2 separate regions of the Homo sapiens genome follow, and region 2 is linked to region 1. A link is an interaction called in ENCODE POLR2A ChIA-PET data of the cell type or tissue named here. Cell type or tissue: PC-9. All regions are shown on one strand. Links, peaks and the distances in the headings refer to the core of each region. The heading gives the core; the rest is flanking DNA.

The links. ChIA-PET counts read pairs that join two places held together with the same protein. Peaks named below come from ENCODE experiments on the same cell type or tissue, not always from the same donor. Only the 100,000 strongest peaks of a DNase experiment are listed, where the experiment ranks them.
Region 2: POLR2A ChIA-PET joins it to region 1 with 10 read pairs; 1 of 35 experiments calls an interaction of 5 or more read pairs at or near these places.

The regions. Positions count from the first base shown.
Region 1 is chr2:97,961,658-97,972,240 of GRCh38, forward strand. All of the region lies in intron 1 of TMEM131 (transmembrane protein 131), which reads right to left. Among named protein-coding and RNA genes, the nearest start is that of TMEM131, 29 kb to the right of the region's middle. RefSeq lists enhancers at 1,485-1,564, 5,180-5,239. In PC-9, for the core only: no CTCF peak of the experiment used is centred there; a DNase peak (open chromatin) is centred at 5,254; H3K27ac peaks cover 1,859 bases.
Region 2 is chr2:96,946,064-96,956,646 of GRCh38, forward strand. FAM178B (family with sequence similarity 178 member B) reads right to left here. Exons shown (of 17, transcript NM_001122646.3): 7 at 5,316-5,421; 8 at 1,755-1,839. Among named protein-coding and RNA genes, the nearest start is that of FAM178B, 35 kb to the right of the region's middle. RefSeq lists enhancers at 3,959-4,600, 4,601-5,240. In PC-9, for the core only: CTCF peaks have their summits at 5,294 (motif pointing left) and 5,498; a DNase peak (open chromatin) is centred at 5,298.

The sequences.
Region 1 (10,583 bases), core at 2,959-7,958:
CTAATACAGAACTGACAAAATGATATGTAAATCAACAGAACAGAATTGAAAATCGAAAAACAGACACGCAAATACATGGTCAACTGAGTTTCAATAAAGGTGCCAAAGCAACTCAATGGAGGAAAATGAAAGTCTTTTCATAAATTGTGCTGCAACAGCTGAATATGCAAATGCACTTTAAAAAGTGAACTTACGGGAAATTGTAGGTCAATATTTTAAAAGTCAACAACAACAAAAAGCATGCTTTTGTGTTCTATTCCCTATTGCAATATGCATTATTTACATATTCCCATTATTTGAATACGCAAATAATGAATATTGACTCCCACCTCCTACCATATATAAAAATTAGCTCAGAATGGATTACAGACCTAAATAAACAGCTAAAACTATAATGTTCTAGAGAAACACACAGGAGAAAATTTTTGTGATCTTGTGGTAGGCAAAAATTCTTACAGGATACAGAATATACACAGACCTGTAAATGAAAAAATTGAAAAACTGTACTTCATTAAAATTTAAAATATTTACTCTCAAAAAACGCTGCTTAAAAAATGAAAAGGCTGCCTGGCGCAGTGGCTCACGCCTGTAATCCCAGCACTTTGGGAGGCCGAGGCAGGTGGATCACAAGGTCAGGAGATTGAGACCATCCTGGCCAACAGGGTGAAACTCCATCTCTACTAAAAATACAAAAAAATTAGCCGGGCGTGGTGGCGGGTGTCTGTAGTCCCAGCTACTTGGGAGGCTGAGGCAGGAGAATGGTGTGAACCCGGGAGGTGGAGCTTGCAGTGAGCTGAGATAGCGCCACTGCACTCCAGCCTGGGCAACAGAGTGAGACTCCGTCTCAAAAAAAAACTATAATGAAATACCACTAAGTACCCACTGAAATGACTGACAACATCAAGTGTTGGGGAAAGACATACTGTAAAATCAACTGGAACTCTCACATCCTGCTGGTAATGGTTTGACAGTTTCTTCTGAAGTTAAACATAATCTTACCATACAACTCATCAATCTACTCCCAGGTATTACTTGCGAGAAATGAAAATATTTGTCCACAAAAAAACTTTTACTTAAACCTTCATAAAAGCTTTAATCATAATAGCCCTAAACTTGAAACAACCCAGAAATCTATTAACAGGTAAAAAACTAAATTGTAGTTTACTTAGCAATAAAAAGAAACAAACATGATAAATGTAACGTGAATTTCAAAAGCATTATGCAAACTGAAACAAGTCAAAACAAAAGACTGCATGTAGTATGATTCCATTTATTTACAATTCTAGACCACGCAGCAGCTACAGAAAGTGACAAAAAGCAGAGCAATAGTTGTTGCCTGAGACCAGTGATGAGGAAAAGGCACTGATTGCTAACAGGCACAGGGGAACTTTCTGAGATGATGGAAATGTCCTACATTAAGATGGTGCCATTTTCACAACTGTATGTTTATGAAACTAATCAAAATGCACACTTCAAACTAGTGAATATTACTGTATGCAAATTATACCTCAATAGAGTTGGCTAAAACATAAAGGAAAGAAAAAGAAAGCTGGCACAAGTTTAGTCATGTTCAACCTTACAGCATTGTTTTAAAGTAGGTTATTACCCTGGGCTCTTAATACCCTGAAGGCACATAGATGTCACCTCATTTCTGTCTTTTATTAATTTCTTGTATGTTAAAAGTGGGAGAAAAGGAGCTTTACTAATTTTTGATAGCTTTTTTGTTTCCTTAAGGTCTCAGGAACCAGTCAGCTTTAAGAATTTTTGAGATTGCAGGCCAGGTATGGTGGCTCATGCCTGTAATCCCAGAATTTTGGGAGGCTGAGGTGAGCAGATCACTGGAGGTCAGAAGTTTGTGACCAGCCTGGCCAACATGGCTAAACCCTGTCTCTACTAAAATTACAAAAATTAGCTGTGCTTAGTGGTGGGCACCTGTAATCCCAGCTACTCAGGAGGCTGAGGCAGGAGAACCGCTTGAACCAGGGAGACGGAGGTTGCAGTAAGCGGAGATCGCGCCACTGCATTCCAGCCTGGGTGACAAGAGTGAAAACTCCATCTCAAAAAATAAATAAATACAATAAGAATTTTTGAGATTGCTAGAATAATTTCCCTTTGTTGTTGTTGTTATATATAAGCTAGAATAATTTTATCTTCACTTATAAATCAGATGTTTATACTACATCACATATTTTTAAAAGTTTTTCTTCTATGCAAATGCATAGTGGTAAATTTTTGCTAAAAGTCTGAAATATCTAGATACAGAATGAATTAATATTTGGAAGAATAAGTTAACTTCTCAAATATAAATGTTTTCCAGAATCCAGTTCTAACAGGCTTACATAAAAGTGGCACAGGTATAGTGTACAGTAATATTCTAATACTCCAACCGACTTCCAAGGAAACTGGCAAATCAAGCATTCACATTCCTGAATGTTCTACTAATAGAATGACAGCAATCCCTACACACTTATTACCACATACAGCTGCAGTTAAAGGTCTTTCTCAAGAAATCTCCTATGTCCCCAGACAAAATAATAATAATAAAGGAGACCACCACCTACAAGGTCAAAAATACTGCTGTAATACAATTTAGGAAATTAGGAGAAATGTTAAGGCATTCTACTTTTATACTGGATTTATTCAAGGCTGGTCTCTAATCTCTGTTTCCTTGCAATTTTGCTCATGTCACTTCCTATTACTGAAAATGATATGCAAGCCACATACCTCCTCTTTAGAGTAAATTCAGTTCCACTGCAAACAAATTGCAGGGAAATACAGTTGGGAAAGAAGTCAATGTTTTCCATAATTTCTTTAAAACAGTCAAATAAATATTACAGAGGAAAGCAAAAATCACATGCAACTAAGAATTGGATCTATTTTTATCATATCAAGCTTGTTAAACACACATTTGAAATATACGTCCTTGACTAAGTCAATTCTACTGCAATCAAGATTTTTCCTTAAACCACCTGTTTACTCCCAGACAGAAAAACACATCGAAACAGAAATAACCCAAGTAAAATGTCTAACCATATCTCCTAAATGCTTTCTACATCCTGACACTGTACTATGCAATCTGCATGCACTATTCTTATTTAATTCCAACAAATCCTGGGAAGGAAGATACTAATCTATAAAACAGAAATAAGTTACCAAGCAGTAAATTAATACACACTATTATCAGCAAACTTTGGGAAAACACTGACTCTTGGTCTTTACAACCTCAGTCTCTTCATCTATAAAATATAGATACAATTCTTTTTTGTGGGAAAGAGAGTTTCTAGGGTGCCAGATGAGTTGGTCTCCCCTGTGTGAGACACCCACTGGGAGCCATGGGCGGCCTCTGAGGAGAAAAGTCTCCTTATTGCCTTCATGTCTTTATGCCCCAAGAGCGTAAGAGCTCCGCGGCATGCCACAGGTTGCTCGGGGAAATAACACTCCCTTGAAACAGTGGAGTATAATCAAACATCTTGGTTCCTCTTGAAACCCACTCCCACCCATTTCAGTCCCGGTAAGTTAAAGATCTTAAGCCGTTTAGACACACGCCTTTGCTTGGGGAAATTCACAGAAACCGCCACTGCTATATATCTTATTGAATGACTGACGAGTTCTCCTTCACCGATTAATTCTTTTCCTCATCGCTTCGTACCCCTCCCATCTACCCTAAGAACAAAGAGCTTGTAAACCAATAAATTGGGTGGAGGCTGAGAGTTCCGGGCTGTGAGCAAGCCTCTGACACTCTGGTCCCCTGGACCCACCTTTTAAACTCTTATTCTGTCTCTTTCTAACTCCTTTGTCTCCGCTGGACTCGGGGTACCCGCCAGGTGGTGTGGGGCTGGTTTCTCCAACATTTTTAAAACAGGCACTACTGCATAGATTACCTGGCACATAATAGCTACCACTTACTACCAAGGGCCACGCTGCTAAGCACCAAGTGGACACCAGGAATGATGAATCTGGATGGCTGTGACAAGCCCCATGGCTGGGCACCAATTCATCTAATCTCACAAACAGCACAGATTACTTAAAAATTTCCTAATGAAATTAGGGAATGTGTAATGAAAATTACTGCTCCTAAAAATCTGAAGAAATTCTCCTGTGAATTTAGATTGTGTAAAATTACCTACTCCTAGACAGGCTAACTTCAAAAGCTATTTTCTACCTTTCTTTTGCCTGCCCATGGAGAAGTGATTTAAATGTAACCCTGAAATTCACATAAAGGTAGAACTAGATGGCATTAGTCAATTTTCCTAGGGTGGCTTTTCCTGCTAGAGCTAAAAATTTGAGTAGAAAAAGAACAGTAATGCAAGGATAATTCAGTAAAAGAGAAAGTAAGCAAAGCCTAGAAACAAAAAAATTGAACAAAAGCAATTTTTTAAAAAAAAACTTAAATTGCAAAATTATCAAATTTATTTGCTATCATTTTGACAGGGGTATATTTTTCCCTTGTCATAAAACAAATTTCTATCATGAATATCTAGTATGTTAGAATAATTACTAGAGCTGACAATGCATACACTGAACATGTAAGCCTCACAGGGTAAATCGGCTGTTCTCTGCTCACTGCAACATAACTTAGCAGTAGTTAAACCAGCAAGGTGTCTGGCATTCGACTCAGACAAAATCTTTCCGGGTGGTTAACAGAGTCTGGAAGGGACAATTTCTCCCTAAATTACCTAATACATTACTTTAAAAGAACCCTTTCCTAATTTTTTAAAATTTCTTCCACTCTTCAAATCTTAATTCTTTGAATGTCTTGATCTTAAAAGTATTTTGAGAAACTAAAGAGAACACAATAAATAAAAGGTATAAACTACTTGAGGCCAGGAATCACCCCTTCTTCATCTCTTAGGTTCCAACGACCAATCCAGTGTCTGACACAGTGGCCCTCAATAAATGTTTGTTGAGCTGACTACATGGATTACCTTCAGACTAAGGAGTTGGTCTGGTCCAACTGAAAATAGCTTCAAGTTGGCTCACCTGGGATTACACAAGTAGTCCAGAGTCAAACATAACATGAATATGCAACAAGAGCTAGCACTAATCCAGCACTTACTACATACCAAGCCCTACAGATGATTCAATACTCACACCAACCCTAGAAGACAGGTATTCCTATTATCCCCATTAAACAAATTAGGAAGCTGACACATGAGGACTAGTTAACTTGCTCAAGGTCACAGTCAAGCCCATATTCCAAGTCAGCAGTCTGTTTACTCTCTACACCACTGAGAAAGGTAGCCAGGCAGGTCCCTCATATAAGATGACAAGACTAATCACTTACGAAGACAAGCCCTTGCTTTGACCAAACTTGTTCCAGGGGTGTTCACAGGTGTGAATTCAACCACACCTGCCCACCACCTAAAACAAACAAACAAACAAACAAACAAACGGCACACTTCTTAGATGGGGGCGGTGAGTCAGATGGAACTTATGGAGTATTGTTTTGACTCACCATAAAAGGGAGTTACTCAGATCCAGACCTAATGCCCCATTAGAACTGTCCTCTCTAATTTCATAAGCTGACTGATACACAGGTCTGTGTATACAGTCAACCTAGCTCTCTCCTGTGGCACACACATATTAATATGTACCTTTAATCTTACACTGTAATTGTTTATGCCTGTCTCTAACAAAAAAATTCTTGGAAGCTAATTACTATCTTACTCATAAACATATCCAAGGACCCAGCAGTGTACTGAAAAATATACTGGTTGCATGAAAGATGCACACTGACAGAAAACAGGAAGTGTAACATAAAACAGTACAGTGTGTAAATTTATTCATATGTGACTACAAAATGAAATGTTTATTTATTTAAATTCCCTGGGTACAGACAAATTGTCAGAAAGGAAAGAGAAAAAAAAAAGAGTATAAAGATCACATGGAAATAAGAAATTTAATAAGTAACAAACTGCTTATAATAAAAAACTGTATACTCAACTAATTCGAACGGTGCAATGGAAAATTTTTCAAGAGGGTTGATAGTGGGGGGAGAGAAGATGAAGCTAAATAGATTAAGCATCCTCAAACCAAAAGTTTAACCTCTTCAACATTCCACAGAATACTTTTATTCCCACTTAGTCTAAGAGGAAACAGACTCTCAGGGATAAGTAACTTGTACAAGGTCACAGAGCTAGTAAGCACTAGAGCCTCGATGCTCTTCTTATCATACCATGTTGTCTTCCCATGTAACACATCCTGTTGGGATGTCTTACGCCACTTTTTTTAGGTTGTTTTTTTTTTTGGAGAGGTTTTTTAAGGTGGGAGGCACAGAAGAAAAATCTCAGAACTCTGAGACACAGACACATAACAAGGCTATAATGTCTTACTGCCTAAGACCTCAAAATGAGTTACTTATTCTAAGTAATGCCCTAGTACACTAAGTCCTGTCCCCAGCACCCGACCTATCCTGGCAACCACTTATAACTCAGCATCCATCTGTAGGCCTGTTCACTCCACCACACTGAAAGCTCTTGCAAAGCCAGAATTGTGTCATTATCTTTCTACACCCAGCCTAAGACATGGCACCTACTGAATAAAAATTAACGAATTAATTTGCTGGTGTTCTGTCTAGCCTAGTGACCAGATAAGAACCGAGGAGTGACTACCAGATAAGGGCGCAGAGGGTCTATGTTTCCTTTATTATATATATATTATATATTATGTATATCTCAATGTGGTGTTTTAATATTTTAAGTGTTAACACTTTGAGACACCAACATGAACTTCGGACGTAAACATGGGAATAGTCATGAACCTGCCTGTCAGTGTGTAATTCAACTTTCAACTGAATTGAGACTTACTGAGCACTTGCTGTGTACCACACACATTTCAGACAACACAGTGGGCACTCCTATCTCCCTGCAGTAGGGTCTCGGAAAATGAGTTCTCCCTTTGGAGGGGCAATGTTCAGACAAAAACATAAGTTTCAGGAAGTATGCCAAGCAGTGCTGACATGTTTGTAGGGAAGCCTGCACAAAGCAAGAGTGACTCCCAACATCTCCCACTCATCTGTGCGTAGTGAAGACGAGACCTGGCAAGTTTCCTGGCTCCCATTATCCAGAAGATTATACTCCTTCCCCAACTTCTCATTTGAACCAGTTTGCTAAGGCACATCCTTCCCATCAGAATAAGGATATCGGGCAGGCGCACTGGTTCTTGCCTGTAATCCCAGCACCTTGGGAGGCCAAAGTGGGAGGATGGTTAGAGGTCTGGAGTTCGAGACCAGCCTGGGCAACAGAGTGAAACCTCATCTCTACTAAAGAAAAAAAAAAATTAGCTGGGCCTGGAGGCGCACCTCTAGTCTTAGCTACTTGGGAGGCTAAGATGGGAGGATCACATGAGCCTAGGAGATCGAGGCTGCAGTGAGCCATAATTGTGCCACTCACTGCACTTGAGTATGGGTGACAGAGACAGACTCTGTTTCAAAAAAAAAAAAAGGAAAAGGATATGACAACATTTATGTTAGTTAATTCAGCTGACAAACTAACTCATTTAAGAGCAATTTGTTGATGTATTATGACCACTAGACATGTATAAATTAAGCCTTTTATCTTCAATTGTACAAAAGAGAAGTTACCCTGTACACAGTACATATCATAAGGCCAGCCGCCTAATGATAGGGGCAGGGTAAGGGTGTGTGTGCTTAGACAGACAATTGTTGCTTTAATCACCAGTTTCTTCCAGGCCCTCCACCAAGCTCCCCATGTTTGGGCCCTTCTGCCCCAACACCTCCTTCCCTGACAACTCCCCTCCATTAGTCTGTTACTTCTTTCCTTCTCTAACTCTCTGGCTGCAGACACCTAACTGCCTGTATTATTTATGTTTTCCAAAATATTTCCTTTTCAGATGCTAATTAATGACACCTGCAGGTCTTCTTGGCTATCTAAGAATGATGTATCTTTCTGTGCTAACATTTGTCTTCCCAGGCTACTATTCTAAGGCCTTAGAGTACTTATTCTGCTATGAGTCAAAAACATATCTACACACTATTTGGTGAAGATTATTCCATACATCACTGTACACAAACTGCTCAAATAAAACAAGTTGATGCAATAAAAATCTGCAGGAATAGAACTATGAAACTGAAAGCCACGCATATTCTCCTACAAGTAGCTGATATCTAACCACATGCTCTTACTTTATTAATAAGCAGTGTTTCATACAACACTGGACTTTCTGATGTTACTGTAAAAAATGCAAAATCATCCACTTATCTAAATGTTACTCAGTGCCTTTCACAACGATCTGTCTGATGTGGAGTTGTTCAGGGTCCCAGGAAGGTCAAAGTTAGTCTACCTCTGTGAACCAAGACCCTGGCAACATTCCATTCCATTCCATTCTCCTTGTTGATGAAGAATGACTGTTATAGTACTGCTGAAACACAGAAATGTTTCCAGAAACGTGCTATTGTGAGCCCTAAGTACAAAGCATGAGACACATCTTAAGGTGTATCCACTTGGGAAAATCTGTTTTTCTACTGGAACCAGCATGGATACTGAAACGGAATGCAAAATTTGAATAAATAAAACACAGTACCTTAAAGAAATGGCTACCTCTTTTGGGGATGGCCTTAGACTCCCCTTGGCCCCAAGGAACTGCTCAGTAGGGAGCATAAGGGTATCAAGGCTGATCCAAGAGACAAATGCTCCATGCCTGGTTTCTTTCACTGGAGGCAAGGTGCGGGAGGAGGTAAATAGAGACATAGGCCAAAAGAAACAGTACAGAGAGAGGAGACAAAAGATAGCACGCCTAATCTGCAAACATATCTGAAAACTAACATTTCAAGACCTATGGCAAAGTGCCTAGCAACTCTATTAAGCATGTTTATGCCCACTGTACAGTTGAGAAAGGTCCACAAATAATTTGCCCAAGGACACACACAACAAGTAAATGATAAACCAATACGTGAAGAAAAGCCATCCATTTGCAAAGCCTTGACCTCATCTATTCACCACTCACTCCAGGCACAAACCAGCCTGGTGGAAGAGCAGGTGCTCTGCTGACTGGGCTTCTGGTCCCAGGATTGTGGCCAGAGAAGAGTAACCATCTGGGCCTATTCCTGAAGCAAGGACAAAGTGCTGAGTGCTATGGCCAACTTCTGGTGGTCTGCCATGCTGGACATATCTCATTCACTTTTACCCAGGAGTGTGCAAGTAGAAGCAAGCAGAACGCAGCAGAAGAGAAGGTATTACAAATACCTGCTGGCTTGACTATGTGCTCTGGAACTGGCTCTACTGACCTACTGACACTCAACCATTCTTGGACAAATAAAAGCCGGGTTTGTTTTTAATGTAGCCTATGGTGGGGGGAGTATAAAGAATGATTAAAATTATTATTCACCTTGCACATTAACTTCTGGCTTAAATAAACTACTACTTTAGAATTCTATCAATAATTATTTAAACATATGAAGAAGATGGGAGTCAAATACAATATGAAGACAGTTATGGAAGCAAAAGTGCTAACTTCAGCTCAGAGCTGCTATACATAAATTATTCCATCAAATCAGGTATACATAACCCTTTACAAAGGGCACTGGGTAAAGGTCAGGGAGAAAATCCTGGGCTTTTTCAGAGATCACTGAAATTGCTGACAATGTGGGGGATGACACACTGAAGTCCTGACAGGAAAATAGCACACAAGGAGGTGTTCCACGTGACAAAAGCAACAAAGAACATAAGGCATTAGCTGTGATAAGTGGAGGAAGGGGGGAAAATATACCATTCTTCAATTTTAAAAGAAAAAAAATACTGAAATATAAGACAGTTGATACTGATCTAAAATTACATTTGTGGCTATCAATCAATTTCCCAAGCTTGAAAGTTTCTATACGTTGCCAAATGCAATGGGCTGAGAAATTCTCAAATCAAAACTTTGTGAAATAATCCATAAAGTTTTCTGAATCATACCTGAAATTAAAATAAGCTACTTCTAAATGCTATGTATGACAGACAGGCTATATATAACCAACACATTTTTAAAGTATAGGTTTGTAGTCTCATTGTTTCTAATAATGTCTTACTGTGTGTAGGTTAAAAAGAAAATCCTAATTAGCTGGGCATGGTGGTGCATGCCTATAGTCCCAGCTACTCAGGGGGCTGAGGCAGGAGGATTGCTTGAGCCCCAGAGGTCGAGGCTGCAGTGAGCTGCCATCACACCACTACATTCCAGCCTGGGTGACAGAGCAAGACCCTGTCTTAAAAAAATAAGCAAAATAAAATAAAATCCTATATAGACAATTCTTCACTGTCATCAAAAGAAAGGAGCGGGCACAGTGGCTCACACCTATAATCCCAGCACTTTGAGAGGCCAAGCTGGGTGGATCACTTGAGGTCAGGAGTTTGAGACCAGCATGGCCAACATGGTGAAACCCCATCTCTACTAAAACTACAAAAATTAGCCGGGAGTGGTGCCACATGCCTGTAATCCCAGCTACTCGGGAGGCTGAGGCAGGAGAATCCCTTGAACCTGGGAGGTGAAGGCTGCAGTGAGCCGAGATCTGCCATTTCAGAAACAGAAACACAAGGTCAGAAACAGTGCCTATTTCTGCCAACTGGAAAAATCCAGAACTCATGACA
Region 2 (10,583 bases), core at 3,323-8,322, 1.0 Mb before region 1:
TGGGTACCTCATATACATGGAATATGAATTTGACTACCCTGGGTAACTCATATACGTGTTTGTTCTTTTGTATGTTATTTCACTCAGCGTAATGTTTTCAATGTTCATCCATCTTGTAGCATGTGTCAGAATTTCCTTCCTCTTTTTTTAAAATAATACATCATGGACATTCAAAGAATTTCCTTCCTTTTTTAAGGCCAAGTAATATTCCACTGTATGTATGTACCACATTTGGTTTATCCATTCACGGGTGGACACTTGGGTTGCTTCCACCTCTTAGCTATTGTGAACAATGCTGCTAAGAACCTGGGTACGCAACTATCTGCTCAAGTCCCTGCATTCAGTTCTCTAATGGACCGGGCCTCTCACTTTCCCCATACCAGTTGAGATCCCGACCCCAGGCATGGAATTCTGTAGGCCAGTCCCTGGTCCCCTGGGCAGGGAAACACAATCCCAGGCTGGGCTCTCAGGTAGTGGCCACAGGAGATGCTCTGGAGTTAGAAGAGCCAGAGCTAAGCTGACAGGGGACTCAAGAGCTTGTTTCTGATCCTTCCTAATGGGGAGCGCATCAGAGACAACGTGGCAAGAAGCAAAGGAGAGTGGGGCATCCCCTCTGCCTCAGCGGAGGAGACACATACCACTGCAGGGAGCAGGACAAGGGAAGCCTCTGTTCCCCTAAAGGGCAGGCATGCCGCAGAGGCGGCCCCTGGGGCTCCAAAGTGCATCGGGGGCTACAGGGGCAGAGGTTACGAAAAGGGAGAGGGCACTGAGACTGGTGCTACTCAGAAGACCTCGCTTAGAGGGCTCCATGGAGGGCAGGGGCGGAGGAGTCTGGAATGCTCTAATTTGACAGATGGCTCCAGCTCAGCCAACTCCTGAAGCAGAAGAGGCACAAAAGCAGAAACTTAAAGGGCTGGGGGCTCATGGTACATCCTTGGCCTTGGCCTTCAGGGCCATGTGCTTTCTTGCTCTGGGGTGAGCAGCCTACAGCTGGGGCAGAGGCGGGGTCTGACCACCTGGGAGTCCCTCTTACTGTCTGCTTAAGCAACTTTCAACTGGTTACATGATATTTTTTGGTGCCAAAGTGTCTAGGTTCAGGTACCAAATGATGACAGTCTAGGGAGGGTGCAGCCACTAGGGGGGGAAATTAATTCCTTCTGTGGAACTCTGAACATCCAAAAGCATTATAAAGAGGAATTAAATATACCTCCTAAATGCCACAACCAAGGCACCAGCTTGAGGCTCTCATTCCCACCCAGACCAAACTCAGGGGCACTGTGGATGTCCTATCAGCCAAAGAAGGCTGTCAGTGAGGGAGACAGCTTCAGACTCTTCCCTTTGGTGACTCCAACCCAAGGAGCACCCTGATTTGATGCGGATATTCCTGGAACCCTCTCAAGCTAACCGGCGCTTTCAGGAAGGACTTGGGGGTGAGCTGTCCCCTCAGACCTAGAGACTGTCTCAGTCTGAACCCACTGTCCTGGACTGCTCTGGGATCCCAAGAGCCTGTGAGGTCAGCCTGGCCGTGGCCACAGGGGCTGAGATCTGAGGCCAGTTCAAGGTGCCGAGGAGCCTGTTGGTTCAGCTTTTTACTAATGCTGGAGCCTGAGCCAAAGATGGCCTGATGCCTCTACACCCTGGATGCAATGTCCCACCAGCATCTCGCCTGCAGCTGGGCTCTGGGCACTGAGAGTCACGTATCACAGGCTTGGGAGCTCAGTGCGCCAATCTCCACCCTGCATCCCAGTACTGACCAGGCTGAAGGAAGATTCCATCCACAATGAGATCCCACAGAAGACCAAAGGCTCCCAAAGATGTTTCTGGAGGCCATGTCAGCAGCTAGGTGGAAAAAAAAAACAAAAACAAAAACCTGGTGAGCTGGGTCATTCCTAAGAAGCAATAGTAGCAAACTTCTATTACTCCACGTTAAATAAATCCCATTTAATTCTCATAAGTCTGTGTGGTAGAAGGACATTGTCATTGTTGCCAATTAGAGGATGGAAAACCAAGCTCAGAGAAGTCAAACAACTTTGCCAGAGTCACACAGCCTTGAGCGGCAAAGCCAGCACTCAGGCCCAGACACCCAGGTCTGTGCCACTTGAAACCTCCTACTCCGTCCACCTCCTGGCATGGGGGTCTTGGTCCCTCTGCCCCTCGCTCCCTGTGGTCATAGCCATGCCCCTCCAGGGCAGGGCCCAGCGTAAGGGGAGAGAAAGCATGCCTGCACTCATCACAGGCAGCAGGACAATCACAGGGTGGGCCCTCTCTGTGATCCTCAAATCATTTCCAGGTCAGCGCCTTAACACACTGTCATCTGAGACCACCAGCTTAGACGGTCCTTGGTACTGAACACAGGTCCTCAAACAAGGGCAGGGTGGTCATTTCTGGGATCCTTATCTGAATGCTCCTGGAGCCTGACAGTCAGAAGCTGGGGTTTGGAAACATGCAGAGAGGCTGACAAGGGAATAAGCAATGGGACAGCAGCAGCCCACAGGTGCCATCTGGTCTAGGGGCACTCACCAAGTTCACGACAGTGGCAGCCATGCTGTGCATGACATCGTTCCTCCCCAGTACCCAGAAAAGTTTGCCTTGTGGGCACTGTGGGCACATCTCCTTTCAGGACTGAGGCTCTTGTTCCTCCAGGGGCTGGGCAGTGTCGCTGCCAGGGCCCTGAGCCCAGGACCCTCTCTGAGCCTTGACCTTGGAGGGAGCACCTAGTGCAAGGTCACAGCCCTCACCAAGTGTCTGCGTCTGATAATTGGCCGAGGCTGGAGACCTCGCCTCAACTGGGTCAACTCTAAAGGGGTCACCGGGCTCCAGAGCCCAGTGGGACTCCTGGGGGCAAATACTCTCCCTCCCTCACAGGTGTGGTTCCCAAGCACGCCCCCCCCAGTAAGCCTGCGTGGATGCCCTCCGGTCGGCATCTAGAACTCTGCCTTTCTCCTCCTGTTGTAACTTCCTACAACATTTTCATGGCTGAACACTTGAGTCTCTCCCAACAAGAACATACATTCATTGAGGGTGTACACCTCCTGCTGATGTCCACTCTCCCGGCAAGGCTGGCCCACACGAGGGCACAGCTCAGCCAGTGCCCATGCACACCCTATTAAAGCCCCAGGGAGGAGTACACGGGATCGAGTCCCTGAGAGAGAACTCAGGCTGTCCTTTCCAAGAACATCGAAGGAGCAGGGTTGGAGCAGTCTGCCCCCCTCACCCACGCCCTGGCTCAGTAGGGACCCCAGGTACAGGCATGGCCCCAGCAGCCCTGGGACCCCACTTCCCGAGTTGCCTTTGACTGGACAAGGGGACCACTTAACCCCTCTTAGCCTAACCAGATTCTCCTTCCTGAGGAACCAGATTTGGGAAAAGGGTCTGGCCTTACTTGGCCATGGAACCTGCAGGGAGACAGCAGCAGAGGCCAGTCCTAGGATCCCAACCCTTCCCCATCCCTGGGTCCAGCTCCTCCTGGGGCCCAGCATGCCCCTACCCTGGGACCTCAGGAACCACCCTCGCACCTGCAGAAGGGAGCCCCCATGGGTTTCTGCCTCCCACAACCACAGTCCCCAGTAACTGCTCGAGGTTCTAAGTCCCCTGAGGACACTGCCCAGAAGGCCCCCCAAAGCCAGTGCACCCCTTTCATGGATCTGGATTCAGCCATGGGGGATGGGAGCTTTTGTCTCTCCTTCCTGCAGAATGTGAACTGGAACTCTGCACTAACAGCGTGCCTCACAGAGGACACCCAGGCCCAGAGCAGAGCTCTGTGGGGGCACAAGGACAAGGCAGCTCACGGATGTCCCACTTAACTCCACATGGGCCCATCAGGCCTGGCTCCGAGGCACAGAGCTGATGCTAAGAAACCTGTCTGTAGCGACACAGGAGTAGGTGGCAGGGCCAGAACTCACACCAAGTCTGTCTGTCTGACCTCAGGGCTGGGTCCTGCACTCCTCTCCCCTCCAGCCCCCTCGCAGCATGATGGAGACGGGGAAAGAGGCAGGGGAAGGCTCGTCTGTGCCTCCCAGGATGGGGGTCTCTGAACCTGGAAGAAACCGACACGCCCCCGGGAAGGCACTCCACGCCAGTGTCAGGGTGACGCAGGGCCCCTCTGTGGGTGCCGTCTCAGATGGGTCCTTTGTGCCTCCCAATGCTCGATTGTGTGTTCCGTCACACACTGTGCAAGGAGCAGGGGCTGCACCGCCAGCGTGGGGAATAATGGCCCCACTGTTCCCCATTACTCACCCACTGCTCCTTCTGGGCCTTGGGTGGGGGATTGGGGGCTGACAAGGTTAGCAGCTACATACCAGGGCCCCAGAAGCTGCATGTCTTCCTCCTCCGGGGTAAGGAGGAGCAAGGTGAAGGACCCAGAGCACGAAGGGAGAGCTGGAGGGCTCTCTCTGGACTGCAGCCAGCCTGCCGAGGCCAAGCAGTTCCTGGAATAATCCGCCCCACATGATGGCTCTGATTTACAGCTGGGGTCCAGGCTCCAACTGGCAGGAATGGGACCAGCTGGAACTTGTGACCCACCTGTCCCCAGACAGGGACGATTCTGGGTGGGGACCAAGGCCAGGACGGCATCCTTATGCCTGGCATTCAGATCACAGCGGTTGGCTCCTGTCCCTGCTGGCTTCTCACTGCCTCTCTCTGTGCAAAGGTGTCAAGCCCTGGGCAAAATGTATGTTCCCCTATGGCAAAACGCTCTAGCAGCAACCAGGAGGGAAAAAACAGCACAGCCAGAGCAGCCGTTCCAGGTTTTCCCAGCCAAGCTACAACTGCACACAGGAAGCACACGCTCAAACGCCCAAGCACCCTCGGCTCCAAATTCACGAGGGATCCAAACCAGGCACTGCAGGATTGCCGTGGGCCCTGAACGGCCCTCCCGCTGCGTATGGGATGAGGGACCTGTGATCGCTGGTGAAGAAATTAGCTTTGTTGCATAGGAAGCACTTGTTGAGGGGCTTGGACCGATTCACTGAGAGGTTAGACCGTAAGTCCACTGGGTACACCAGGTCCCTCAGGAAAGCCACGTGAGGGCACAGGCAGCACCCAGAGACACACACCTTCGGGGGAAGCAGAGGCTCCCAGCGCTCGCCGCTCTGGGAGACCACAGGCGAACCCCCTGCACCTCCCTGGCCTTGGCATTCTTAGCACCATTGTGGGGATCGATGCCCAATCAGCTCTCCTCCCTCCTCCCAGCCTGAGCCCAGCCAAGCAGCACCTAAGGCAAGAAGAGGTGAAGTGCCCACCCCTCAGCCTGTGGGCCTGCCGGGCCACCAGACTGCAGCGCTCCCGCCACCTAGTGGCAGGCCTGCGGTCCTCACCTGGAACAGCCACTGGAGCAGGGATACCGGGCAGTCAGGCATGTGCAGGTAGAGGATGTTCAGGAGGCCACTGCGCAGGAAGGAGAGCTGTTGGGCTGGCGGGGAGCTGGGAGGCAGAGGGCTGAGGTTAGGGGAGGCCTCTGTGCCAGCACACTTGTCTCGGTGACACCGCGGGAGGCTGTCACTACCCAGCTTCACTGGCTGTTGGGAAGCATATCTGTAACGCTAGAGACAAATGTGCTTTTCAAGCCCTCAGTGCATGATCTGTCAGAAGGAAAAGAACCCAGGCTAGCATCAGAATCACCTGCTCTTCTTGAATGTTGCGTGAACACACCTCATGGTGTTTAAAACACATGGCGGGTGGCTGGAGGCAGTGGCTCACGCCTGTAATCCCAGCACTTTGGGAGGCAAAGGCGGGTAGATCACGAGGTCAGGAGTTCAAGACCAGCCTGGCCAACATGGTGAAACGCTGTCTCTACTAAAAATACAAAAATTAGCCAGGCATGGTGGCATGTACCTGTAATCCCAGCTACTCGGGAAGCTGAGGCAGGAGAATTGCTTGAACCCGGGAGGTGGAAGTTGCAGTGAGCCAAGATCATGCCACTGCACTCCAGCCTGGGCAACAGGGCAACACTCCGTCTCAAACAAACAAAAAAACATGGTGGGGCAGTGCAGTCTGCCCTTTCCATTTGACCACAGGGGAAAGTGGAATATTTGCCAAGGGTGTGGAAAGGTGAGGAGTGAGGCCAGGAGTGGGTGTCTTAGCCTCGGGTTCCTCCAGCTGCAAGGGGCGGGCACGATTACCCCCACGAGGCCAGCGTCTCGCGATCTGGTTACACAGGGCGTTTCTGCTCTGCCTTATGTTTTTCAGATACAAAGGGGACACCTGAGAAGACCGGAAAATAACAGAAAGGGGCCCGGGATGAAGACATTCTGGGAAGGAAATACCAAACAAGAGTTCCATAGAGGATTCTTCAGAAACCATGTGAGCTGCAAGTGTCCCAGATTCCAGGGATGGGGGCGTGCTCAGACCAGCCACGCGGCTGTGGCTGTGACCGTGTGCCCATTCACACCACCCCCTCGGGCCTCTTCCTCCTAACAGGAGCTCTCAAAATCGGCGCTGGTGTGGAGATGAGCCCTGCCTTGGGGACCACTGACCCGGTAGATCACCTTGACCTACAAGATTCCAGATCTTTGCAAAATGAGTTGTTGAAATGTTTCATATGGTTGTAGGGCCTCTGGTAGAAGGTGCTTCAGAAGTCATTTTATAGGGGGTTGGCTGGACTTTGTCACCGTTCCTGAGCTCCTGGTCATCCCCAGAGAGCCTGGGTTTGGGGTAGGATTCTCCTACGTCCTGCGCATTTTGTGACCACCATCTTTGCTTGCTCTCTCTAGACCACGTCCCAAAGATCATTAACATGGATTCCAGGAAATGAAAACGTAAGTCACATTTGTTCTTCTTTTTAATGGCCCAAATGCATGCAAAGAACATTTCAGAAAGTACTTAACGTTGCCACCCTAGATAAAAAGTTTTTCAGTCAGCCCAACCTCCTCCTTCTGCTTCTCCTCCTTCTCCTTTAAAAAGGACATCATTTTTTAATCTGCCAGGAACAGAATGCTACAAAACAAAGATTATCCTCTGAGCCAAGCTGCTGTCTCTCTGAGAATGTCCAGGCAGTTTACAAATTGCATGTTTTTTCTCTAAGTCATTTAAGTTCAGAGGAGAAAGCAGCTTTGTTCCTGTGGTTGTGAAGTTTACCACCCTGAAATAGACCTTCGTTTGTACATACAAATACACGTGCACCCCAGGACTGCTGGCATGCTCCATTCTATCCACGTGCCCGGTCACATGGAGACTTTCAGGGACTGACCCCAGCAAGACGCATGGTTCAAGAACATGCACAGCAGCCCGAACGCAGACAATACCCATGTAAACAATGTCTGGAGGACCTTGCAAGTTGGCAGAACCCCGACAAGGGCCATGTGGTGAGGAGGCTGGCGCTTCAGGGACTCTGAGGAGACGCTGGCTCTGGCATTCTGCTGGAGGGGGCACCCCGCCAGTTTCTTAGTGGGAGAATTGATTGTACAAGGCCCTGTTGGCTCAGATCAACACATTTCTAACTGCTGCTCCAAGGGAGAGACCCCACAGTTGCAACATCTCCCTTCTGCTATGTGGGCTTTGCAGTTTCTGCCAGAGAAATGATTGATTGGCCTCTGAGTTCATTGCTGCTGAGAAAATTTTGTCTATGGGACCAGGAGCAACAGAAAGCCAGAAAGGACATAGTCCTGCTCTGCCCTGAGGTGACTGGCTTTCAAGGAATTCTGTGTTTAGGGTTAGAGGCAAGGACTCCCCTCTGCAGGCCGAGTGCATGCTCGGTGGGACGGGAGTGCTGCTTCTCCTTGGCTCAGCCACAAGCCCTTCCACGCCCTTCAGGTTATCACAGGGTGACCTCAAGCTTGGCTGCTGGGCAGGGAATGGGCCTTGTGCACAGACAATGCCTTAACTCTGGGGAAAGGAGGAGGATCCCAACAGCAGCACCTGGGCTGGGAAGCCTGGAGGAAAAGGGAAAAAGGAAAGGGGGTGGGAGGTGTGTGCAGTGAAAGCTCAAACGCCTTGGGTGACAGAATTGGCTGTTGTCAGAGTCACGTCCCCACATCAAGAACACGGATGCTGGGTCCAAGGGGGTGCCTCTGTCCACGGCCAAGCCAATGCTGAGGTCCGAAGTTATCCTGAGAATGTTGGAGGGCCCTGGAGGGAGAGACAGAGGGACAGAGCCTCCATCGGCAGCAGATACCATGCAGGCCTGGCTGAGTGGGAAGCCCCCAGCTGTCAGACCTGAGGATCCCATGAAGGGAGGTTCCCATCGGAGTCCTCAGCTGTGACTAGAGATGAGGAGGGAGCTGCTAATCCCCAGCCATGACAGCAATGACAGTGGGCAGGTGTCTGCCTCCACCCTCGCCGCCCACTGGAGCAGAAGGAAGCGAGGGAAGGACATCAGCTACAACGGGGAAACCCGCAAAACCAGTGACAGGAAATGGGGGCAGCTGGGCTCAGCACACGGGCCTTCCTAAGCAGAGCTCTGACCAGCTTCATCTTGGAATTTCTGTTCCTTATCACACCCAAGGGAAGATTCTTCCCGCCTCAACCTCCTCATTTATTTTATGGGCAGCAGTCCCAGAGGGCAAGGTCTCTAAATGCCTTTAGAATCCCAAGTGATGGCCGAAGGATAAACACCAAGTGTAGTTATTTATACGTATCAGCTCCTGGGCCTTTGCCAAGTTACTCAAATCAGTCTGAATAAAATGCCTAAATACAATAGAAACCAATAGCAACCAAAGCGTTCACCTATGGCCTTTTGCTTTCTCTTTCTTTGTTTAAACATAAGAGAGGCCAGATGCAGTGGCTCATGTCTATAATCTCAGAACTTTGGAAGGCCCAGGCAGGAGGATAGCTTGAGGCCAGGAATTTGAGACCAGCCTAGGCAACACAGTGAGACCCTGTCTCTAAAAAAAAATACAAAACTTAGCTAAGCATGGTAGTGCACACCTGTGGTCCCAACTACTTGGGAGGCCGAGGCAAGAGGACCTCTTGAGCCGGGAGTTGGAGGCTGCAGTGAGCTGTGATCGTACTACTGCACTCCAGCATGGGCAGCAGAGCATGGGCCTGACTAAAAACAAGAAAAAAATGAAATAAAAATGAGTGTTGGCCGGGCATCGTGGCTCATGCCTGTAATCCCAGCACTTTGGGAGGCCAAGGCAGGTGGATCACCTGAGGTTAGAAGTTCAAGACCAGCCTGGTCAACATGGTGAAACCCCGTCTCTACTAAATATACAAAAATTAGCCATGCGAGACCGGGTGCGGTGGCTCACGCCTGTAATCCCAGCACTTTGGGAGGCCAAGGTGGGAAGATCATGAGGTCAGGAGATCGAGACCATCCTGGCTAACACAGTGAAACCCCGTCTCTACTAAAAAATACAAAAAATTAGCCAAGTGTGGTGGTGGGCGCCTGTAGGCCCAGCTACTCGGGAGGCTAAGGCAGGAGAATGGCGTGAACCCAGGAGGCGGAGCTTGCAGTGAGCCAAGATTGCGCCACTGCACTCCAGCCTGGGAGACAGAGCAAGACTCCATCTCAAAAAAAAAGAAAAAAAAAATTAGCCGTGCGTGGTGGTGGGCGCCTGTAATCCCAGCTACTCAGGAGGCTGAGGCAGGAGAATCGCTTGAACCTGGGAGGCAGAGGTTGCAGTGAGCTGAGATTGCCCCATTGCACTGCAGCCTGGGCAACAAGAGCGAAACTTCGTTCCAAAAATAAATAAATAAATAAGCGAGTGTTACCACAGGCAGAAACTCAGGGATCCCATAATGGCCCTGCTTGCTACCTCCGCTTGCTCTTTATTTTGGGGGGCAGATGCAGCCAGCTGGAAGGCTCAGCCCTCTCCATACTTCAGAACTGCTGGGTTTATTGCACCTGGGCTTCAACCCTGGCCTGTTCCTCCAGGAAGAGAAGCTAGTGGCAAAACAAGAGGCGGGGCTGCCGGGCCTCCGGGAGAAGCTGAGCCTCATCCACCTCCTTCTTCCCCTGCCTGCTGGATATTCATGGAGGAACGGCCTGGCCCATGCATCGGGCTTGTGGAAAGCACGCTGGTCCTCGCACCAACAGTGGCAGATGCACCCAGAGGACAAACGCACACCCCAATGTCCTTGCAAATACTGTGAGGGGCCTATGACTAACTGAGCAGGGCAGACAAACTCCACCCTTCCAACTTCCGCCCCCGAGTGGGATGTGGGCTTTGGTCCTGACACTTTTCCATGCAGGAGCATTGGATTTCCTTTTGAATTACTGTCAAGGGTGGAGGAAAAAAGTTCAGCTCCTGCAATCAGCTGTTATCAGCTTCCGTCATAATGACATGTGACTGTGGTGGCAGGGGACTGACCCTGGGATGCACAGCTAGCTTGGTGATGGATGAGCAGGTCATCTGGACCACATGCACTCCCAAGGCAGGCTCCCCGGGAAGAGGGTTCTTGCACATAAACCTGGATAGGTCCAACAGGACAGCTGCTGGGACGCAGACGCCAAGCCCACCCAAGCTCGCTCTGCAGTCTGAAACAAACTGCTTAATTTGTGCTATTGCCTACTTTGTTCAGAGGGAAGAAAGATATTTTCCCCCTTTCACAGAAAGGTAAGGAGAAGTGAATCTATTTCAAGAGTTGATTTTTTAAAAAATGGCATTTACTTTCCTCTCTTCTAATGATAAAAATGATATACGTTC